Regions from separate parts of the Homo sapiens genome. Here region 1 is linked to region 2. A link is an interaction called in ENCODE POLR2A ChIA-PET data of the cell type or tissue named here. Cell type or tissue: MCF 10A. All regions are shown on one strand. Links, peaks and the distances in the headings refer to the core of each region. The heading gives the core; the rest is flanking DNA. Region 1 has its middle 39 kb from the start of LANCL2. Region 2 overlaps EGFR (epidermal growth factor receptor).

Region 1 (8,000 bases), core at 1-8,000, 120 kb after region 2:
ACAAACAGCTCCATTACAAAGTGGGCAAAGGACATGAACAGACACTTCTTAAAAGAAGATATTCATGCGGCCAACAAACATAAAAAAAAGCTCAACATCACTGATAATTCAAGAAATGAAAATCAAAACCACAACGAGATACCATCTCACACCAGCCAAAATGGCTATTATTAAAAAGCCAAAAAAAAAAAAAAAAACACAGATACTGACAAGGTTGTAGAGAAAAAGGGATGCTTTTACACTCTTGGTGGCATGTAAATTATTTCAACCTATGTGGAAGACAGTGTGGTGATTCCTCAAAGACCTAGAGACAGAAATACCATTTGACCCAATAATCCCATTACTGGGTATATACCCAAAGAAATATAAATCATTTTACTATAAAGACATATGTATGTTTATTGCAGCACTATTCACAATAGCAAAGACATGGAATCAACCCAAATACCCATCAATGATAGACTGGATTAAAAAAAATGTGGTACATATATACCATGGAATACTATGCAGCCATTAAAAGGAATGAGATCATGTCCTTTGCAGGGATATGACTGGAGCTGGAGGCCATTATCCTCAGCCAACTAATGCAGGAACAGAAAATCAAATACCCCATGTTCTTACTTATAAGTGGGAGCTGAATGATGAGAACACATGGATACATGGAGGGGAAAAACACACACTGAAGCCTGTTGGAGAGTGGGGGGTGGGAGGAGGGAGAGCATCAGGAAGAATAGCTAATGGATGCCAGGCTTAATACCTAGGCGATGGGATGATCTGTGCAGCAAACCACCATGGCACATGTTTACCTATGTATGAACTTGCACATCCTACACATGTACCTCTGAACTTACAATAAATAAGTAAATAAATTTTTAAAGCATTAAAAAATAAAATAAAATAAAAAGATAAGGGCACTTTTTTACAATGTAGTCATGTTACCAATATCACACCTTAGAAAGAATTAATTTCCTCAGTAGCATCAAATATCCAATCAGTATTTAGGTGACCAATTATCTATAAATGTCATAAATATTTTTAAATTTGTTTGAATTAGGGTCCAAATAAGGTTCACATGTTCAGATTGGTTAATATGTCTATTAAATCTATAAGGTTCCCCTTCATATTGTTTTTCTTTGACATTTACTTATTGAAGAAACCAAGTCTTTCATGGTGTCATGTTCACCTTAGTATGGATTTATCTGATTGAATCACTGAGGTGTCATTTAACATATTTCTCTGTCTTCTGTTATTTTCTGCAAATTGGTAATTGAAGACTTGATCCACCTTTTTGCAAACTTCTTCATAGGTGTTGCTGTGTACTTCCAGGAGGAACATATAATGTAGGACTCTCTCTTTCTCTTTCTCTCTCTCTCTCTCTCTCTCTCTCTATATATATATATATATATGAAGTTATCTACCATTAATATCCAAAGCCTAGCTATCTTAATTCATTACTGGCATTACTGGTCATGAAAAGGTAACATTCTAATCCAGTCTTTCCTTTTTCTTTCTCTGTCGCCCAGGCTGGCGTGCAGTGGCATGATCTCAGTTCACTACAAACTCCGCTTCCCAGGTTCAGGCGATTCTCCCACCTCAGCCTCCCAAGTAGCTGGGATTACAGGTACATGTGCCACCACACCCAGCTAATTTTTGTATTTTTAGTAGGGACAGGGTTTTACCATGTTGTCCAGGCTGGTCTCGAACTCCTGACCTCAGGTGACCCACCTACCTCAGCCTCCCAAAGTGTTGGGATCATAGGAGTGAGCCACCGTGCCTGGCCTCATTTTTCATCTATTAGCTGACATACATCCACAAAAAGAAAATGTTCTCTTTTGCTGTCTGGGTTGCCCATTGCTGTAGTACACAGAACGAAGTTAAGTTAAAGGTTTGATTCTTTCATTTATGTACCACTTTTTAACGTGCCACTTTTCAAAAAAACGAGTTGATTCACTAGCATTCTCCAATAGTAATTAAGTTTTTTGTTTGTTTGTTTTTGTTTTTTGAGACAGCATCTTGCGATCTCGGCTCACTGCAACCTCTGCCTCCTGGGTTCAAGCAATTCTCCTGCCTCAGCCTCCCGAGTAGCTGGGATTACAGGCATCCGCCACGATGCTCAGCATTTTTTTTCTTTTTTTTTTTTTGTATTTTTAGTAGAGATGGGGTTTCACCATGTTGGCCAGCCTGCTATCCAACTTCTGACCTCAGGTGATCCGCCTGCCTCGGCCTCCCAAAGTGCTGGGATTACAGGGGTGAGCCACCGCACCCAGCCAGTTTCTTTTTCAATGTTGTCAAGACCATCAATTTAAACATATTTAATAGATGAAGGAGACATAAAATTAGAAAGATATAGAATACTTAAAACTTAATTAACATTTTCTCCTGTTTCTTGGGACAGAGGAAAAAAACATAATTAACAAGCTTGCATCAATAATTGAAGAAAATACATTTTTAATTGAAAAATAATTCACATACCATAAAATTCATGCTTTTAAAAATGTTTTTTATGTATTCAGAAAGTTGTGCTATCCAATTCCAGAACATTTTGCAACTCCCAAAAGAAACCCATACCCATTAGCAGTCATTCTCTGTTCCCTTCTCACCCCACCCGCACCCTGCCCCTGGCAATCACCGATCTATTAATACTTTCTGTTTCTATGGATTTGCCTAAAAAATACATTCTTTTTAAGTACATTTGTAACATCTGAGAAAATGTAAACTAAGTCTGTTTCTTTAAATGTAAAGGAAATAAAAGCCAGAAAGCAAATTCCAACAACATTCAAAGGATTGATATTATATCATTCACATTATTTGACAAAAATACAAATAAATCTAAAACAAATAACAAATAAAATTATGCCACAAAATAATAAAATAATACCACATTGGAAGATGAACAATACATTTATTTGACTCACGGATTAGAGACCATGGATCATAATGCCGATATCTATACTATGTAAGATATTCCCTCCTTTGTAGTACCTATTTAAACCTAAATTTTAAAATATTAAATGGCAACCTGAAGGTATTCAAGAGCATTTTAAAATCCTGTTGTGGAGTGTGAAAGGAAGAGAGGAAGAAAGGAAGCAGGGCCACTGGTCTAAAGAGTCCTTGAGAAGGCTGCTGGGGCTGGCCATGCTCAAGGAGATGGTGCTCACCTGCGGCCAGGTGGGCAGCAGGGAGAGGTGACACGTGGCAGAGCTGGAGTTTCAGAACAATGGCCATGCTGTGAGTCCTGGCACTGTCCATTAGGGCGAAAAGCTTTTCTGCTGGGAGTGAGAGGCCTCATGACTCGGTGCTAGGAGCCCCCTCGGTCATGAGAACACGGGTGCATCCCCAAAACCTCCTTTGCATCAGATCCCTGCAGCAGTGAAGCACATTCCCACTGCTCCTTCCATTTACGTCCACCAATTGATGGTCACTCCGCCAGCTGAATGATGGATAAGAATCCCTCTCAAATGTTAAAGGACTTCTAGTCATCCAAATTTCTGATTTCACATAAACTTGTTAAGATCACACAAAACCTGCATTTCAAGTCGCCCCAGCATTTTCACCCTGTAGTACCTTTGGCAACATCACTGCAATGCTTTCTGTCAGCCAATGTGGATCAAAACTGCCAGCAGAACATACTATTTTCTGCCATGATTGGCAGAAAGCAGGAGCACAGTTATGGAGTAAACAGATTGGCCGGCACTTGGCAAGCTGAGGAAACCACACGTACTTGGCCCTCTCTGGCCCCTGGGACACATCCAACTCTGCTATATTAGTGACTGTGATACTGTACTCTCCAGAATTCCAAAGTATGAGCTATTTCTGAGGGAAACGGGTCAAGCTGACTCAGCCTGTGTACAGTTGCTGAACAGAGCTCCAGTCAAGTGATGCTGCAGGGAAATGCAGCAGGAGCATCCTGGCCTGGTGTTTTGCTAAGGCCGGTGGTCTTGCCAGAGTAGGAGGTACATACAGGGCACTACTGGGGGGCAGTGGCAGGAATTCAGCACCCACAGCAGGATGCAGACTCTGGCTCCCCACAGTATTGGCAGCAAATTCCAGAGACCCATGATCAGTAGGCATCTAAGGACGCTAAGGCACTCTTTGAGCAATAAGAATAGTTTGTGGGTCCTATACCCACAAACCCAGATCCCTCTCCTCTCACTTTACCAGGAAACAAAGTGAAAGGAGGGTGGCCTGGGCTTCCAATATTGATTGGTTTTGTTGCTAAGAAAAGCAATTCATTCCTCTTTCCGTTATTGTCTTTTCTTAGACTGGTGGCCAAGAAACAATAGTCACGTATGAAACTCCAAGTTGTTTGAAAATTTAATGTGAAACAGTAGTTAGTGAGTTTTCCTTCATGCCAAACTGTCCTGCTAAAACAAACGTCAGGTGGCTGTCACCTCAGCCAAGATGTAAGGACTCACAGACGGCCAGCCATGAAGCCATTGGCCAAGGGCCCACAGGACATCTGTTCTGGGTCTGCCACCGAGTGTGAGCCAAGAAAGTCAGATCTGAGAATAAAATATTTCCAAATATTATTTTCCTCTGGACCTGATTTACAAAGCATAACACAAGCTGGGGAAGAGGGAGTTTTTCCAGATAAACAACCTGGCATAGGGGGAGGTCATGTTATTTTAAACATGGAGCTCATACAGGAGAGTTTCTGGTCCCCAAGATCAGGGAGCATTCGCTGTGATGGTAATTTTCATTATTTTATGCTAACTCTGAAATACGTAGCATTCCAACATCAGTCTAAAAAAAGGCGCTCACTAGAGGAAAGTGAGCCAGCAAGCACCTGTCCTCCACGAACAGAGGCCCTTGACATTTGGCTCCGCCACAGTTAGAGGGAAGGACTCCTCCAAGAAGTCAGCTCCTGCTGTTGCCTTCTCTTCCATTTCTACTCTCCCACGATTTCTCCCCAGGAGAACATACACACAGGCATTGACAAGCAGAGCTATTATGTGACATTGTATGCAGACCTCATGGTAAAATTATTGGCACAGCTTGTATAAATTACAGATGCACATTTTCTTAATCAACCCAGGCTCTATACATTAATTGCATAGATCTTCCAATTCAGGCTCACCTACTTTTTTCTTGAATAAGGTAGCAGTTGTTTTTTAAAATATAATAATAATACATGCTGACTATCAAAAGCTTAAGAAATAAAAAATTCAAATTGACAACAATCCTTCCACTAGTGAAACCTACTGTATTATAACACTGAGTATAATACATATGTACATAAATATACACACGCACACATGCACACTGAAATCTTGGCATTCATGGGGTAAACATTTGCAATTTCAGCTCTTCCTCGGTAACTCCAGTTTGCACCCCTGCAAGGCACAAATCTCAATCTGGTGTGTGGGAGAATATTGCTAAGCTAATGAGCAATCCTGCAGAAGTTCCTACCATGATGCCTAGATCTCTGGATGTCATAGATAATGCACAAGCGGATTTGAATCCAATCCATGTCAATAGATTTATTTGAAAATCCTACCGATAGTGACAGAGACCTGTTCATGCTCAGCATGTAGAGGAAGTGGGTGGAGTTAATAAACAGGCTATCCATAGATGTGAGTGGAAACAAAGGGAAATACATATGGAACACACAACGAGTAGAAAGGAAAACCAGGGAGGCAGACCAGGGCAATGCTCTCTCCCCTGCCTGAGGGATTTCCTCGCCTCTACTTGCTGCTTTCTGTGCCTTCCACCACAGTTATCTCTGCTTCTTCCACTTCCGAATGCCTAAAAATGGCCATTTCAGCACCCAAGAATAAATGAATCTTAGTCCAATTTCCCCAAGAAACTGAGTTTCTGTCTGAATTTCAACATCACTGGGATATAATCAGATTGGCATGCCTCATCGTTGATTGCCAGGCCAAGGACTGCTAGCCAGGCTTTGGAAGGATGGTCCTGGAGGCCAATATATACCCTGACCTCATCAGCTGGTCCTGTGGCTCTCGAAGAATAGCCTTCCTCAGACAGGACACGGACTGGTTGGTATACAGAGCCTCAGACTGCTCAAATCTGGCACTTTGTCTTTAATGTGACAGGGCAACCTTCTTTCTTTGCCACTATAAAACAGATGCAACTTTATTTCTAGTATTTTCTACCCAAGTTTTCCACTTAGTGTTAACACTCTTAACACATTTTGTAAAAATTTAAATACATTTTAACACATTTTCTTAACACATACTTAACCAACCTCCTTGCTACACTCTTTGCCCACGTTAGAGTTCAATTCAGTACAACATAGCTCATCTTTTCCTCCATACTCTGTACCTATTTGTGTACTAATGGTGGCCCATTCTAAAATCTTTACCACTGGGTGATACAGTTTGGATAGTTGTCCCTTCCAAATCTCATATTGAAATATGATCCCCAATGTTGGAGGTGGGGCCTGGTGGGAGGTGTTTGGGCCATGAGGGCAGATCTCTCATGAATGGCTTAGTATCCTCCCTCCCTATGATAGCAAGTGAGTTTGGGCTCTGTTAGTTCACATGAGAGCTGTTGTTTAAAGGATCCTGTCACCTCTTCCTCTCTCTCTTGCTCCCTCCTCACCATGTGACATACTTACTCCCCATTTGCCTTCTCCCATGACTGGAAGCTACCTGAGGCCTCACCAGAAGCAGATGCTGGTGCCATGCTTCTTCTTTCTTTGTTGTTGCTGTTTTTGTTTTTGTGTTTGTTTTTGATACAGAGTCTCACTCTGTCACCTAGGCTAGGGTGCAGTAGCCTGATCTCAGCTCACTGCAACCTCTCCCTGCCAGGTTTAAGTAATTCTCATGTCTCAGCCTCCCAAGTAGCTGGAATCACAGGCACACACTACCATGCCCAGCTATTTTTGTATTTTTTGCAGAGACTGGGTTTCACCTACGTTGACCAGGCAGGTCTGAAACTCTTTACCTCAAGTAATCCACCTGCCTCGGCCTCCCAAAGTGCTGAGACTACAGGCATGAGCCACTGTGCCTGGCCTTCCATGCTTCTTGTACAACCTGCAGAACCATGAGCCAAATAAACATGGCTTATAAATTAGCCAGCCTCAGGTGTTCCTTTATGGCAACACAAAATGGGCTAATACACCGGGTGAGCCCAGTATCTCTGTATGCGCTGCTCTTGGCTTTATTCACATTTCTAATGGTAGAAACGGTAGGATGGCACGGAGTTCAGAAAAGTAAGGTTTTATGTTAACCTCTGTATAGATACAGCACATTTTGATACCACTATTTTCCAGCCTGATGGATTTTTGACTCTGTGATTATGAACACAAACATCTTATTGAAAATTATATAACTATTGATAAATTTTACTTCAGAAAACATTTACCAAAGCAAAATCCATTGATCTATTTTCATTGATAATTTATGTAACACATAAAGTGTTTCCATCTCTTTGTTTTCATTTTTATTTCATGGAAAATATTTTATTTGGAATGGATTATTGTGAATAGTACATTTGTTTTTCTTCTGTACATCATATTGAATCTGCTTCAGTGCCTCATGCAGCCAAAATGGAAGTACCAATTGAGGGCTGTATGAGTCAGGGTCCTGAGAGGACACACATTGCCCACTCAGCCGAGATATTTTCCTTTTTAGCTTAAGAGATTGCTGTTTTGGCTTTTATTATATATTATTCAAAAAACAAACTAAAGTTACACATCATTACTTGAATTTTAGTAGTTTCTGACCTTTGACACTTAAAAGTGGTTGTCTTAGTTCATTTGGGTGGCTATAACAGAACACACAGACTGGGTAATCTATAATAAACAGGTATGTATTTGGTTTACAGTTCTGGAGGTCGGGAAGTCCAAGAGCATGCTGCTGGCATTTGTCAAAGGCCTTCCTGCTGTGTCATCCCGTGGTGGAAGGCAGAAGGGCCAGAGAGGGTGATGGCAAGCTCAATTCACATCCATCACAAGCCCACTCTGGCAACAGTGAATCCACTCCCTCAATAATAACATTAATCCTTTCATGAAGGCAGGTCCCTCATGGCCTAATCAC
Region 2 (16,997 bases), core at 4,251-12,250:
CATGGTCAAGTGTGAGTGACTGGTGGGTCTGTCCACACTGCCTAGCTGAGCCTTGGTGGCTGCTCTTAGCCAAACAGCTGAGGCCTTTGCATCCCTGGAGAAATGTCATCACATTACTTAAGGCAGGCACACAAATCCAGAAACATCTGTAAATACCCCTTCAAGCATTCTTTTAAAGACACTTCTTGACTCATTGGGCAGTATGACCTGACATTTGCCCATGTTTGCAAGCAAATAAATAAAACTAAAGTCTTCCGCAAGCCATTACACCAAAATATTCTATTCGCTGAGTTACTCAATGAAATACCGAGTTGCCCTATATTTTGAAGCCTGTTACCAGAGAGACTGAATGTTTTTAAATGCATGGCAGTGAGTAACAACATAAGGCTAATAGAGTCAACATTTCTGCTTTGACTTAAACCTTTTAAACCAGTGGATTTATGTGAAGTCTCTGCAGTGTGGCATTTAAACATTTCAATCTAAATAAGAGTGTGTAATTTGATTGATGCTATTATTCTACCAGATTCACGAGTGCAGTGGGCTCTGGAGGTAGCATTACATGCATGGGATGAGCATTTGCAAAAGAAAGTTGTATAGGGAATATGACAGAGCCAAGTTAATGTAAATATTAATGCCTTTCTGAACTCTAGGCCACAGAGTTGATCTTTTTTAACTTCCTTGGTTTGGGCTAAGGAAGCTGTGATCCAGAGAAGCCACGTGATTTGTCTAAGGTCACATAGCAGTCTGGCCTAAAATAGCTTGATATGCTGTGGATGGAAAATAAATGTGATCCCTCAAGAGGCATGAGGATTTCCAGGCAGTAGCCATACCTCCAAATTGTTTAATCTGGATTTAGATTGTTGGGTAGTCACATGCAGCAGCACAGTTAACAGTGTGTCCTCCTGTGGAAGTTGCCAGCACAGCCAGCCCTCTCACTTGCATGCATGCCCACCAGCCTTCTCACTTGCATGCATGCCCACTGGGTATGTGCTGTACTGGAGACGCCGGGGGTAGGGGCCCAGTCCCAACCCCAAATTCTTTAAAGCCTATTTTTCTAAGTTGCATCTGGTTTCCTACCTGAAGGAATGCTAAGGGTGGATGTTGAGTGAGGACCTTGGTGCAGGGCACCCTGCAGTCAGGATAGTTCATGGAGAGCAATTGTACAGACCCACACTGCTCCATCCCCTCAGGCGTAACACAGGATGCTGACCCCAGGAAGAGTGGGCGTAGAAAAACTAGAGGGCATTATTGTTATTCTGATTCAAATGTACAGTGCTGGCATGGTCTTTAAACAGTAACCAGTACTAGCTGGCCAAGACAGAAAAGTCTACCACAAAGACTTGGTTCTTTCATCACTTATTTGACTGGAAGTGTCGCATCACCAATGCCTTCTTTAAGCAATGCCATCTTTATCATTTCTTCCAGTGTTCTAATTGCACTGTTTTTTCTCATTCCTTCCCCAGGCTGGATGATAGACGCAGATAGTCGCCCAAAGTTCCGTGAGTTGATCATCGAATTCTCCAAAATGGCCCGAGACCCCCAGCGCTACCTTGTCATTCAGGTACAAATTGCAGTCTGTGCTTCCATTGGGAAGAGTCCCTCTAATGAGCATCTCATGTCACTGTGTTCTGTCACATGCCAGCCTGGCCTCCCTGTGTCCCAGATCGCATTATTAAACCCTCCAGCGCATTAGAGCAAGCCTCAGTAAGGCGCAGGCCACATCGTGAACTAAGCAGCATCCGTGAGTGGGGCCCACCCAACTCCATCTCCCCCTCCCCGTCTGAACTCTCCTCTGGTGCTCGTCCTCACTGTCCGGCTAGCCAAAGCCTCAGCTGGGTCTAAGAGAGAAGCATGGTCTATTGGGCTTTGGTGTCAGGCAGACGTGGCTTCACACCCCTGACTCTCCACTTCTTCGCATCACCCAGGCAGCCGATCCACCTATCTCCTTCCATAACACAGGAATACCAAAACCAAGCTCACAGGATTGTCTCAAAGATTCAATAAAATATGTTGCAAAATACGCTCCCTAACACCTCACAGCAAGGTGCACACTCGATGAATGCTGCAGCTTCTTCCCTTTCTGTTTCCTCAGAAGCTATTTGAATCTCATGTAGGGGCTTTCAAGCATCAAAGGATGGTTCATGTTTTATTTTAAGGCACCCACATCATGTCATGAGGGGAGGCAGCTATAATTTAGAGAACCAAGGGGGATTTCATTATAACAAAATTGGCAAACACACAGGCACCTGCTGGCAATAGACCCCTGCTCCTATAGCCAAGAAGTGGAATAGCATCTCTACGGGCCATTCTAATAGCCTCAAAATCTCTGCACCAGGGGGATGAAAGAATGCATTTGCCAAGTCCTACAGACTCCAACTTCTACCGTGCCCTGATGGATGAAGAAGACATGGACGACGTGGTGGATGCCGACGAGTACCTCATCCCACAGCAGGGCTTCTTCAGCAGCCCCTCCACGTCACGGACTCCCCTCCTGAGCTCTCTGGTATGAAATCTCTGTCTCTCTCTCTCTCTCAAGCTGTGTCTACTCATTTGAACAAATTGAATTTTAGGGAAAATAACCATCTAGTGAAACTCACATGGATATGAAGTCAATTTTAACCAAATGGTAAAATCAAAATCAAAATAAATTAAGTGTATTAATTATTTTGTTGCATTGCAACAACTTGATTGTAAGCCTTTTAGGTCCACTATGGAATGTAATTAAATCAAAACTAAACCTAGTTGCTCTAAAACTAACGATTAAGACAAAAATTAAACACCTTCACAATATACCCTCCATGAGGCACACCACCTGCATTCAGGAAAAGTGGATGAGATGTGGTACAAGCATTCCATGGGCAACTTCTCTGTTTCTTTTTCAGAGTGCAACCAGCAACAATTCCACCGTGGCTTGCATTGATAGAAATGGGGTATGTATGAACACCTTATAAGCCAGAATTTACAGCTCTCCACTATGGCTCTATTTTACATGGAAAATGCCTTAACCTAAATAATTTTAACCCAGATAATCTTGAGTTTTCTTCCTGTGTGGGTTTTTCCCTGCACGGCTGTCACGCCTCACAGTGCCGTTCAAAGCGTGACTCCTGGACCAGTAGTAGCATCGCCTGGCCTTGTTAGAAACGCCATTTTTCAGGCCACTGCCCCAGTTTGACCAAATCAGGACCTCTGGGGGTGGCACCCAGTAGTCTATGTTTGAGCCACTTTCCAGGTGATGCTGATGTCTGTTGAAGTGTGAGGCCGTGGTCTAGACCGCACTGTGCCATGCAGAAACCACTAGCCACATGTGGCTACTTCAACTTAAATGTTAATGAGTTAAAATGAAATAAAATATAAAATTCAGTTTCTCACACATGTGAAGTGTCCAGTAGCCACACGTGGCTAGTGGTGACCGTATTGAAGAGCACCGCTCATAGCACACCTCCCTCACTGCGGAAAGTTCTGCTGTACAGCACCCAGCACAGCCCTGCTGCCCACCCTGCAGCCTGTGGCCCAGTAGCACCAGCACCCACCAGGGTGCAGACTCTCAGGCCTGCCCAACCTACTAATCAGAACCAGCATCTCAAGGAGATCTCGGGTGATTTTTGCAAACACTGAAGTTGGGGCAGCCCTGACCGGAGTAACCTTCCCTCATTTCCTCCTGCAGCTGCAAAGCTGTCCCATCAAGGAAGACAGCTTCTTGCAGCGATACAGCTCAGACCCCACAGGCGCCTTGACTGAGGACAGCATAGACGACACCTTCCTCCCAGTGCCTGGTGAGTGGCTTGTCTGGAAACAGTCCTGCTCCTCAACCTCCTCGACCCACTCAGCAGCAGCCAGTCTCCAGTGTCCAAGCCAGGTGCTCCCTCCAGCATCTCCAGAGGGGGAAACAGTGGCAGATTTGCAGACACAGTGAAGGGCGTAAGGAGCAGATAAACACATGACCGAGCCTGCACAAGCTCTTTGTTGTGTCTGGTTGTTTGCTGTACCTCTGTTGTAAGAATGAATCTGCAAAATTTCTAGCTTATGAAGCAAATCACGGACATACACATCTGTGTGTGTGAGTGTTCATGATGTGTGTACATCTGTGTATGTGTGTGTGTGTATGTGTGTGTTTGTGACAGATTTGATCCCTGTTCTCTCTGCTGGCTCTATCTTGACCTGTGAAACGTATATTTAACTAATTAAATATTAGTTAATATTAATAAATTTTAAGCTTTATCCAGATACTCATAACCTGCTAACACACACACATATACACACACATACACATACACACATATACACACACCACACACATACACAGACACCACACACATACCATACACAGACACATACACATGCACACACATATACACACACACCTCAAATACATACACACCACACACACATACATGTATACACACATACACACACCACACATACACCACAAAAACCCCACACACATACACATATACACACCACACACACCACATACACACACGTATACACACATATATACACACATACACCATGCATACATACACACCACACATACATACAGACACACCACACACACGTACACACAACACACAACACAGACACGTACACACACTACAGACATGTATGCACACATACACACACACCACACATACATACACACAGACACATATACACTACACACACCATTACATACACACGTACACATACACCACACACACCACACATACACACACCACACACACATACGCCACACACACACCACAAAAACCGCACACACATACAAACATATACACACTACACCACACATACACACACACACCACACACCACACACACACATACACACACCACACACACCACACATACACGCACCACACATACACACACGTAGACACACCACACACACCACAGAAACACACATTAACACACCACATACACATATGTATGTGCATATACACACCCACACCCCACACACACATGTATAAAGATTTAGATATATATAAAACATATGTTATATATATGTTGATGTAATATCTAATATCTATATATCTAATATGTAGTTTATTAGCTATCTAATATCTATGTCATATATATCAAAATCTTTATATATAAAAATATGTAGAAATCTTTATACATATGTTATATGTATATAAAGATTTAGATATATAACATATGTAAGTTATATATATGTTAGTGTAATATCTAATATATAGTTTATTGGCTATCTAATATAATATAAACAGATTATCAATATTATAAGCTATTAGAAAAATGCAAGTTAAGGCAGATGATATACCTCTTTACACACCAACTACACACACCAACTACACACACACATACACACAGACACACACGACACACACCATACACATGTACACACACACCACATATACACAAACGTACACACACACCACACACACATACACACCACACACACACCACACATACATACACATCCACACACCACACATGTACACACGCCACACACACACATACACACCACATACACATATGTATGCACACATACACACCAACACCACACAGACACCACACATGCATAAACATATAGACATATACACACCACACACCATATGTACACATGTACACACACACCACATATACACACAACACACACAAATACACACACCACACACACACCACAAAAACCCCACACACACACAAACATATACACCCCACACATACGCATATATACACACACACATACACACCACACACATACACACCACACACACACCACACATACACACACGTACACACACCACACACACACCACAGACACACACCACACATACATACACATACACACACCACACACACGTACACACACCACACACACCACAGACACACATAGACACACCACATACACACCCACACCACACACACACAACTCATACCACACATACATACACAATAGACACATACACACCACACACACCATACATACACACGTATACACACACCACATATACACACACGTACACACACACCACACACACCCACATGCACACACCACACACACATACAAATATACACCACACACACATACACCACACACACGGTGCACATACACACACATATACACACACCAGACACACATACCACATACACATCACACATATATGTATACATGCATACACATACACACACACATACACACACTCTCCTCAAGGCAGTTTATCCTCTGAGAACTTTAAATTTACAAAAGACACATATGTCCATTACTTTGAGAAGGACAGGAAAGAACCCACTTTCTTTTGCAGCAACAGCAAGAGGGCCCTCCCGAGGCTCCTGCTCCCTGTCATAAGTCTCCTTGTTGAGGACATTCACAGGGTTCAGAACCCAGGGATCCTGCATGGGATGGTGCTTTGCTGATTACTTCACCTCTGATTTCTTTCCACTTTCAGAATACATAAACCAGTCCGTTCCCAAAAGGCCCGCTGGCTCTGTGCAGAATCCTGTCTATCACAATCAGCCTCTGAACCCCGCGCCCAGCAGAGACCCACACTACCAGGACCCCCACAGCACTGCAGTGGGCAACCCCGAGTATCTCAACACTGTCCAGCCCACCTGTGTCAACAGCACATTCGACAGCCCTGCCCACTGGGCCCAGAAAGGCAGCCACCAAATTAGCCTGGACAACCCTGACTACCAGCAGGACTTCTTTCCCAAGGAAGCCAAGCCAAATGGCATCTTTAAGGGCTCCACAGCTGAAAATGCAGAATACCTAAGGGTCGCGCCACAAAGCAGTGAATTTATTGGAGCATGACCACGGAGGATAGTATGAGCCCTAAAAATCCAGACTCTTTCGATACCCAGGACCAAGCCACAGCAGGTCCTCCATCCCAACAGCCATGCCCGCATTAGCTCTTAGACCCACAGACTGGTTTTGCAACGTTTACACCGACTAGCCAGGAAGTACTTCCACCTCGGGCACATTTTGGGAAGTTGCATTCCTTTGTCTTCAAACTGTGAAGCATTTACAGAAACGCATCCAGCAAGAATATTGTCCCTTTGAGCAGAAATTTATCTTTCAAAGAGGTATATTTGAAAAAAAAAAAAAGTATATGTGAGGATTTTTATTGATTGGGGATCTTGGAGTTTTTCATTGTCGCTATTGATTTTTACTTCAATGGGCTCTTCCAACAAGGAAGAAGCTTGCTGGTAGCACTTGCTACCCTGAGTTCATCCAGGCCCAACTGTGAGCAAGGAGCACAAGCCACAAGTCTTCCAGAGGATGCTTGATTCCAGTGGTTCTGCTTCAAGGCTTCCACTGCAAAACACTAAAGATCCAAGAAGGCCTTCATGGCCCCAGCAGGCCGGATCGGTACTGTATCAAGTCATGGCAGGTACAGTAGGATAAGCCACTCTGTCCCTTCCTGGGCAAAGAAGAAACGGAGGGGATGGAATTCTTCCTTAGACTTACTTTTGTAAAAATGTCCCCACGGTACTTACTCCCCACTGATGGACCAGTGGTTTCCAGTCATGAGCGTTAGACTGACTTGTTTGTCTTCCATTCCATTGTTTTGAAACTCAGTATGCTGCCCCTGTCTTGCTGTCATGAAATCAGCAAGAGAGGATGACACATCAAATAATAACTCGGATTCCAGCCCACATTGGATTCATCAGCATTTGGACCAATAGCCCACAGCTGAGAATGTGGAATACCTAAGGATAGCACCGCTTTTGTTCTCGCAAAAACGTATCTCCTAATTTGAGGCTCAGATGAAATGCATCAGGTCCTTTGGGGCATAGATCAGAAGACTACAAAAATGAAGCTGCTCTGAAATCTCCTTTAGCCATCACCCCAACCCCCCAAAATTAGTTTGTGTTACTTATGGAAGATAGTTTTCTCCTTTTACTTCACTTCAAAAGCTTTTTACTCAAAGAGTATATGTTCCCTCCAGGTCAGCTGCCCCCAAACCCCCTCCTTACGCTTTGTCACACAAAAAGTGTCTCTGCCTTGAGTCATCTATTCAAGCACTTACAGCTCTGGCCACAACAGGGCATTTTACAGGTGCGAATGACAGTAGCATTATGAGTAGTGTGGAATTCAGGTAGTAAATATGAAACTAGGGTTTGAAATTGATAATGCTTTCACAACATTTGCAGATGTTTTAGAAGGAAAAAAGTTCCTTCCTAAAATAATTTCTCTACAATTGGAAGATTGGAAGATTCAGCTAGTTAGGAGCCCACCTTTTTTCCTAATCTGTGTGTGCCCTGTAACCTGACTGGTTAACAGCAGTCCTTTGTAAACAGTGTTTTAAACTCTCCTAGTCAATATCCACCCCATCCAATTTATCAAGGAAGAAATGGTTCAGAAAATATTTTCAGCCTACAGTTATGTTCAGTCACACACACATACAAAATGTTCCTTTTGCTTTTAAAGTAATTTTTGACTCCCAGATCAGTCAGAGCCCCTACAGCATTGTTAAGAAAGTATTTGATTTTTGTCTCAATGAAAATAAAACTATATTCATTTCCACTCTATTATGCTCTCAAATACCCCTAAGCATCTATACTAGCCTGGTATGGGTATGAAAGATACAAAGATAAATAAAACATAGTCCCTGATTCTAAGAAATTCACAATTTAGCAAAGGAAATGGACTCATAGATGCTAACCTTAAAACAACGTGACAAATGCCAGACAGGACCCATCAGCCAGGCACTGTGAGAGCACAGAGCAGGGAGGTTGGGTCCTGCCTGAGGAGACCTGGAAGGGAGGCCTCACAGGAGGATGACCAGGTCTCAGTCAGCGGGGAGGTGGAAAGTGCAGGTGCATCAGGGGCACCCTGACCGAGGAAACAGCTGCCAGAGGCCTCCACTGCTAAAGTCCACATAAGGCTGAGGTCAGTCACCCTAAACAACCTGCTCCCTCTAAGCCAGGGGATGAGCTTGGAGCATCCCACAAGTTCCCTAAAAGTTGCAGCCCCCAGGGGGATTTTGAGCTATCATCTCTGCACATGCTTAGTGAGAAGACTACACAACATTTCTAAGAATCTGAGATTTTATATTGTCAGTTAACCACTTTCATTATTCATTCACCTCAGGACATGCAGAAATATTTCAGTCAGAACTGGGAAACAGAAGGACCTACATTCTGCTGTCACTTATGTGTCAAGAAGCAGATGATCGATGAGGCAGGTCAGTTGTAAGTGAGTCACATTGTAGCATTAAATTCTAGTATTTTTGTAGTTTGAAACAGTAACTTAATAAAAGAGCAAAAGCTATTCTAGCTTTCTTCTTCATATTTTAATTTTCCACCATAAAGTTTAGTTGCTAAATTCTATTAATTTTAAGATTGTGCTTCCCAAAATAGTTCTCACTTCATCTGTCCAGGGAGGCACAGTTCTGTCTGGTAGAAGCCGCAAAGCCCTTAGCCTCTTCACGGATCTGGCGACTGTGATGGGCAGGTCAGGAGAGGAGCTGCCCAAAGTCCCATGATTTTCACCTAACAGCCCTGATCAGTCAGTACTCAAAGCTTGGACTCCATCCCTGAAGGTCTTCCTGATTGATAGCCTGGCCTTAATACCCTACAGAAAGCCTGTCCATTGGCTGTTTCTTCCTCAGTCAGTTCCTGGAAGACCTTACCCCATGACCCCAGCTTCAGATGTGGTCTTTGGAAACAGAGGTCGAAGGAAAGTAAGGAGCTGAGAGCTCACATTCATAGGTGCCGCCAGCCTTCGTGCATCTTCTTGCATCATCTCTAAGGAGCTCCTCTAATTACACCATGCCCGTCACCCCATGAGGGATCAGAGAAGGGATGAGTCTTCTAAACTCTATATTCGCTGTGAGTCCAGGTTGTAAGGGGGAGCACTGTGGATGCATCCTATTGCACTCCAGCTGATGACACCAAAGCTTAGGTGTTTGCTGAAAGTTCTTGATGTTGTGACTTACCACCCCTGCCTCACAACTGCAGACATAAGGGGACTATGGATTGCTTAGCAGGAAAGGCACTGGTTCTCAAGGGCGGCTGCCCTTGGGAATCTTCTGGTCCCAACCAGAAAGACTGTGGCTTGATTTTCTCAGGTGCAGCCCAGCCGTAGGGCCTTTTCAGAGCACCCCCTGGTTATTGCAACATTCATCAAAGTTTCTAGAACCTCTGGCCTAAAGGAAGGGCCTGGTGGGATCTACTTGGCACTCGCTGGGGGGCCACCCCCCAGTGCCACTCTCACTAGGCCTCTGATTGCACTTGTGTAGGATGAAGCTGGTGGGTGATGGGAACTCAGCACCTCCCCTCAGGCAGAAAAGAATCATCTGTGGAGCTTCAAAAGAAGGGGCCTGGAGTCTCTGCAGACCAATTCAACCCAAATCTCGGGGGCTCTTTCATGATTCTAATGGGCAACCAGGGTTGAAACCCTTATTTCTAGGGTCTTCAGTTGTACAAGACTGTGGGTCTGTACCAGAGCCCCCGTCAGAGTAGAATAAAAGGCTGGGTAGGGTAGAGATTCCCATGTGCAGTGGAGAGAACAATCTGCAGTCACTGATAAGCCTGAGACTTGGCTCATTTCAAAAGCGTTCAATTCATCCTCACCAGCAGTTCAGCTGGAAAGGGGCAAATACCCCCACCTGAGCTTTGAAAACGCCCTGGGACCCTCTGCATTCTCTAAGTAAGTTATAGAAACCAGTCTCTTCCCTCCTTTGTGAGTGAGCTGCTATTCCACGTAGGCAACACCTGTTGAAATTGCCCTCAATGTCTACTCTGCATTTCTTTCTTGTGATAAGCACACACTTTTATTGCAACATAATGATCTGCTCACATTTCCTTGCCTGGGGGCTGTAAAACCTTACAGAACAGAAATCCTTGCCTCTTTCACCAGCCACACCTGCCATACCAGGGGTACAGCTTTGTACTATTGAAGACACAGACAGGATTTTTAAATGTAAATCTATTTTTGTAACTTTGTTGCGGGATATAGTTCTCTTTATGTAGCACTGAACTTTGTACAATATATTTTTAGAAACTCATTTTTCTACTAAAACAAACACAGTTTACTTTAGAGAGACTGCAATAGAATCAAAATTTGAAACTGAAATCTTTGTTTAAAAGGGTTAAGTTGAGGCAAGAGGAAAGCCCTTTCTCTCTCTTATAAAAAGGCACAACCTCATTGGGGAGCTAAGCTAGGTCATTGTCATGGTGAAGAAGAGAAGCATCGTTTTTATATTTAGGAAATTTTAAAAGATGATGGAAAGCACATTTAGCTTGGTCTGAGGCAGGTTCTGTTGGGGCAGTGTTAATGGAAAGGGCTCACTGTTGTTACTACTAGAAAAATCCAGTTGCATGCCATACTCTCATCATCTGCCAGTGTAACCCTGTACATGTAAGAAAAGCAATAACATAGCACTTTGTTGGTTTATATATATAATGTGACTTCAATGCAAATTTTATTTTTATATTTACAATTGATATGCATTTACCAGTATAAACTAGACATGTCTGGAGAGCCTAATAATGTTCAGCACACTTTGGTTAGTTCACCAACAGTCTTACCAAGCCTGGGCCCAGCCACCCTAGAGAAGTTATTCAGCCCTGGCTGCAGTGACATCACCTGAGGAGCTTTTAAAAGCTTGAAGCCCAGCTACACCTCAGACCGATTAAACGCAAATCTCTGGGGCTGAAACCCAAGCATTCGTAGTTTTTAAAGCTCCTGAGGTCATTCCAATGTGCGGCCAAAGTTGAGAACTACTGGCCTAGGGATTAGCCACAAGGACATGGACTTGGAGGCAAATTCTGCAGGTGTATGTGATTCTCAGGCCTAGAGAGCTAAGACACAAAGACCTCCACATCTGTCGCTGAGAGTCAAGAACCTGAACAGAGTTTCCATGAAGGTTCTCCAAGCACTAGAAGGGAGAGTGTCTAAACAATGGTTGAAAAGCAAAGGAAATATAAAACAGACACCTCTTTCCATTTCCTAAGGTTTCTCTCTTTATTAAGGGTGGACTAGTAATAAAATATAATATTCTTGCTGCTTATGCAGCTGACATTGTTGCCCTCCCTAAAGCAACCAAGTAGCCTTTATTTCCCACAGTGAAAGAAAACGCTGGCCTATCAGTTACATTACAAAAGGCAGATTTCAAGAGGATTGAGTAAGTAGTTGGATGGCTTTCATAAAAACAAGAATTCAAGAAGAGGATTCATGCTTTAAGAAACATTTGTTATACATTCCTCACAAATTATACCTGGGATAAAAACTATGTAGCAGGCAGTGTGTTTTCCTTCCATGTCTCTCTGCACTACCTGCAGTGTGTCCTCTGAGGCTGCAAGTCTGTCCTATCTGAATTCCCAGCAGAAGCACTAAGAAGCTCCACCCTATCACCTAGCAGATAAAACTATGGGGAAAACTTAAATCTGTGCATACATTTCTGGATGCATTTACTTATCTTTAAAAAAAAAGGAATCCTATGACCTGATTTGGCCACAAAAATAATCTTGCTGTACAATACAATCTCTTGGAAATTAAGAGATCCTATGGATTTGATGACTGGTATTAGAGGTGACAATGTAACCGATTAACAACAGACAGCAATAACTTCGTTTTAGAAACATTCAAGCAATAGCTTTATAGCTTCAACATATGGTACGTTTTAACCTTGAAAGTTTTGCAATGATGAAAGCAGTATTTGTACAAATGAAAAGCAGAATTCTCTTTTATATGGTTTATACTGTTGATCAGAAATGTTGATTGTGCATTGAGTATTAAAAAATTAGATGTATATTATTCATTGTTCTTTACTCCTGAGTACCTTATAATAATAATAATGTATTCTTTGTTAACAATGCCATGTTGGTACTAGTTATTAATCATATCTAACCAACTGTAGGTGTTCTTTCCTGATAACTTTTTTAAAAAATCAATAAATTATTTTTAGAGCAGTTTTAGGTTCACAGCAAAACTAAGCAGAAAGTTCAGAGAGCCCCCCCTGTCGCTAACCAGCCTCTCCCACCATCACCATCGCACCTCAGGAACCAGAGAACTTTTTAATGGAAAAAAAATCCAAGCCAGCTCGGAGGCTTCCTCCTGTGTCTGGGCCAGCCCCTCGGGCTCTCAGATGCATTCCAACTCAAGCTCTTCACATGCCAGAGCCTTCCAGTGCCCTTGAGACCCCTCATTCCAAAGATCTCTTCATAGTTTTTCTCCTTCACAGAGCCAAGAGGGAATTCCCTGATGGAACAGATTTTTCTATGGCAAGCCCAGGTTTTATTTCTTCAGAGTACCAAAATAATTAGAAGTTTGCCCTGATTCTGCTAAAAATCAGAGGAATTAAGTGGGTCCCAGCATGGGCAAGGGGCCTCCCATTCAGCTGCCCCACTCACCGCCAACCTCTCTTACATGTGGGTGGTCCCACCCTCCACCCAGAACTTTCATGGCAGGAGCTCTCACTGCCGTGTTTAATGTAATGAAGCCACTACCTGCACATCGGGAATAGCCACGGTGTGGCAGGGGAGGGTTCTAGGGAGTCCGAGCTCAGACTGCAGTCAGGCTTCCTTACCACAGGAGCATGTTCTGAGAAATGCATCATTAGGAGATGTCATCACCGTGCGAGCATCACAGAGTGTACTTCACACATCTAGATGGCACAGCCCAGCACAAGCCTAAGTGATACGGCGTAGTCTGTTGTTCCTAGGCTAATGATCTGTACAGCCTGGGACTGTACTGAATACTGCAGGCAACTGCAGTACAATGGTAAGGATCTGTGTATATAAACATAGCTAAATGTTAAAAAGACACAGTGAAAACGTGGTATTATAATCATATGGGACCATGTGAACATCGTTATGTGGCACATTATAGAAAACCCAGGTTCTGTGTCTAAACGCTTAAACAGATAAATGAGTACAGATAGTTTTCTCAGTTCTAGCTGTAAAAGTAGAGTTAGGGGATTTGAACTCAACACCTGAGAAAAAGCAAACCTGTTGATGAAGCAGATGATGCTACCAAAGAGGAGAGAACAGCTTCCCAAAACCCAGCATCAAGGGCCGAGCAGCCAGGAGGCTGGGTGGGGATGCACAGGGCGAGGAGGGCAGGCAGGGTGCCTCCTGCAGGCATCAGAGAGTGGACCAGCACCAGACGCAGCTCCTCTCTCCTGATGGGATGGCCCTGGGGCTCCTGGTGGCTCTGACTTCTGTAAAGCGTCTCCCTCCGGCGCCTTTCCCTCCACCAGCCGGTGGCTGCACAGTGCCCTGCCTTGTTTCTTTCACACAGAAGTGAGGGCAGGAAGCAGGCTGTGCCAGCTCACACCACCCCTAATGCTCGCAGCGCTGACTCTAATTGTTTCCAGGAAGATCGCAGCTTTGCTTTTGTGCTGTTCCTGGTGAATGCCATCCGTTGTCTATGCACAAACATGGGGCTGAGAGTAAACCACATTTCCTTGTGGAAGCAGGACTTCAGGATAGCCAGGTCCACGAACAATGAGAAAATCCGGAGCTTCCCAGCATTCTGCTCAAGGCCCAGCATCCCATATCGGAACCCGCCGCACCCACTGCTCTCTCAGCTCCTGAGCCTCCACACCCTGGCTGCCTGGGAACACCTCAGGCACATGCAGGTTTAATATAATCAAAGCCTTCAATTAGGGGGTTTAGTCCATATGGAGGAAGTCCAGATTCTGCAGATGAGACAAGCATGGGGAGCATTCTGAGGTGCTGGCTTTCTGAGCCTGAAATGTTCCCCCAAGTGGAGGCCACGGCCGGCCATCCCACTGAACAGCCTTCACCTCAGGGCAGACTCAGTGGCACCACTGATTTGTCACTGACCGTCACGATTCCAGCTGAAGCTGGGTGCAGATGGGGTTTCAGCTGGAAGAGGTTTTCCCTTTGGGCCAGTAATCCTATAAAAGTCATCATACCTGTCTGGGGAGATGGGCGATTTCCCTAGAATGGAGAGTCCAACGTGCAGGAGGGAGCTGCTCTTCCTGTCGGGCCTTGGGTGCACCCCTCATAGGGCTCAGGTCCCACTGCTCCAGAAAGGACCTTTAAACACTCAGGTCGAGAAGCAGCAAGATCACATTTGGTATTTGCCCTAGTCTTAAAAACAATAAACAAAGCATGATAGGGAGCCCATGGGCAGATGTCTGCAATTTATAAATGTGTGCCCTGAAGCACCCTCACCCTTCTGTGCTCATCACCTCTGAGCCCCGGGGACATGCACCCCGGGGAGGCCAGCCCTGCCCTCACTGCCTTCTGTGGCCTCTGCCTTCCATCTTTCTCTCTACATGGACGCAGGGCTAGGAAACCTAGAGACTGGGTTCTAAAAGAAATAGAAACCTCTTTTTTACCCTGCTCCTGAGAGTCAACCCTTCTGAGCTCAAGCAAAGGGCATTCCCGGTCCTCAGCTCCTTGCCCCCACATAGATCTGAAGTGAGCCTGTACCGCCCACCTCTCAGTTCTCAACTGTCGCTTAATCCTGCCCCACAATAGGCCACCCCTGGGCTACAACTTGAGCTTCTAGGTGTGCACACTGAAGGCTCTGAACAGGCTCACAGCCCGGGGACACTCGGCAAGGACTCCCCACATTCCCAGCACCTGAGCGAGGCCCAGAAAAGAGAGGGGCAGGCACCAGATTGGCAGCTTTGTATCCTTTCTGCCCACCCCCAGGGAAAGGGTGTAGCCCATATATGGGGAAGGGGGGCTGGGGAGGCCAGGGGCTCTGCAAGCCAGGGTCCACGTCACTTAGGACTGAAGGCGGCACTGCCCAGGCAAATGGCACCTGAAAACCCAACAGGAACCTGGAGGCCCAAAGCCTCCAGGCGCCTAAAAACCCATTCACTTTTCTAAACTGCATAGTCCCTTATTTGAACCAGTAATGTCCTTAAAACCTCCAGTGCAGCTCTATCTCGGAGGGAGTGGAGGTGGGACCTGGGAAAGCCATCCCTCTCTCACTCCAGATGGCTTGGGGCCACCCCTTACTGACTATTTTCATTCTAAAGAGGTTGCTTCTGTCACCCTTTCAGCTTCTCCAGACCCCTCTCCTTCCATCTTTCTCTCTTGTATAATCTAACCTTTCCTGAACCCAAGCAGAAATGCAGTGACAAACCCACAAGATATTCAAGTGCTGGCACGCTTCTCTCTGCACTTGCACTTTGCCTGGGCTGACTGGCTTCTCAAGGGCAAGTCTAAGGGAACACTGGCCAGTGCCACATACAGACTTTAGGGGTCAGGGACAAAGAGATGTGATGTGTGATCTACAGCGTTTCTCCTGTAGATCAATGACACAGAAGACGCCGGAAGGGCAGGCCCCATTGCTGAAACGTTTGCCAGGTCCAAATGGTTTTGGAGCACACTTGCAAACTTTCAAAGAACAGCTAATTTTTGTATTAAAGTGTTTCAGAGCACAAAAAGATGGGAAGTTTCTCAGTTTATTCTACAAGGTCCGAATAGCACTAAAAATCAGAGAGATACTAGAAAAAGAAAACTATAGCTTTATTCATGAATGTAGATGTAGAAATCCTAAATGAAATGTAGGAAATGGAATTATTTATTCTAGGAATTAAAAGATAGCTCATTTTGTTTATACACGTGAGGAAAATAATAGGTGAAATGTTAATATTAACTCATGTTCATAAGGCATCAATAACGCCCAATCACATTGCTGTTAAAATCTCTTAGTCACTTGGGAATAGAGGACAACATGTTTAATTGGATTAAAGTATCTGTCAAAAATTAATAAGAAACATCAAACATAAAAGTGAAATACCAAGAACCTAGCACCTTAAATCAGAACAAGACAAGGATAACTATTATCACATCTATTATTCAACACTCCAGAAATCCAGTGTTTTGGGGGACAAGAGAAGACATATTACTTAAATATGATATATTTGCATCATTAGAATATAGTCAGAAAACCAAATCTAGTCAGCAGCCTATTTCTATGAGGTTTTATTAGGACACAGCCATGCCTACTTATTTATGTATTGTCTGTTATGACTGCTTTTATACTACAGTGGCAAGTTGGGTAGTTGGAACTGAGATCCTTTGACCTGCAAAGCCAAAAATATTCCC

The links. Peaks named below come from ENCODE experiments on the same cell type or tissue, not always from the same donor. Only the 100,000 strongest peaks of a DNase experiment are listed, where the experiment ranks them.
Region 1: POLR2A ChIA-PET joins it to region 2 with 6 read pairs; 2 of 35 experiments call an interaction of 5 or more read pairs at or near these places.

The regions. Positions count from the first base shown.
Region 1 is chr7:55,321,839-55,329,838 of GRCh38, forward strand. No RefSeq gene overlaps it. Among named protein-coding and RNA genes, the nearest start is that of LANCL2, 39 kb to the right of the region's middle. In MCF 10A, for the core only: no CTCF peak of the experiment used is centred there; a DNase peak (open chromatin) is centred at 3,743.
Region 2 is chr7:55,198,853-55,215,849 of GRCh38, forward strand. EGFR (epidermal growth factor receptor) reads left to right here. Exons shown (of 28, transcript NM_005228.5): 23 at 1-11; 24 at 1,464-1,561; 25 at 2,336-2,503; 26 at 2,883-2,930; 27 at 3,665-3,773; 28 at 6,404-12,776. The coding sequence ends at 6,765. Among named protein-coding and RNA genes, the nearest start is that of EGFR-AS1, 18 kb to the left of the region's middle. RefSeq lists an enhancer at 15,382-15,882. In MCF 10A, for the core only: no CTCF peak of the experiment used is centred there; no DNase peak of the experiment used is centred there.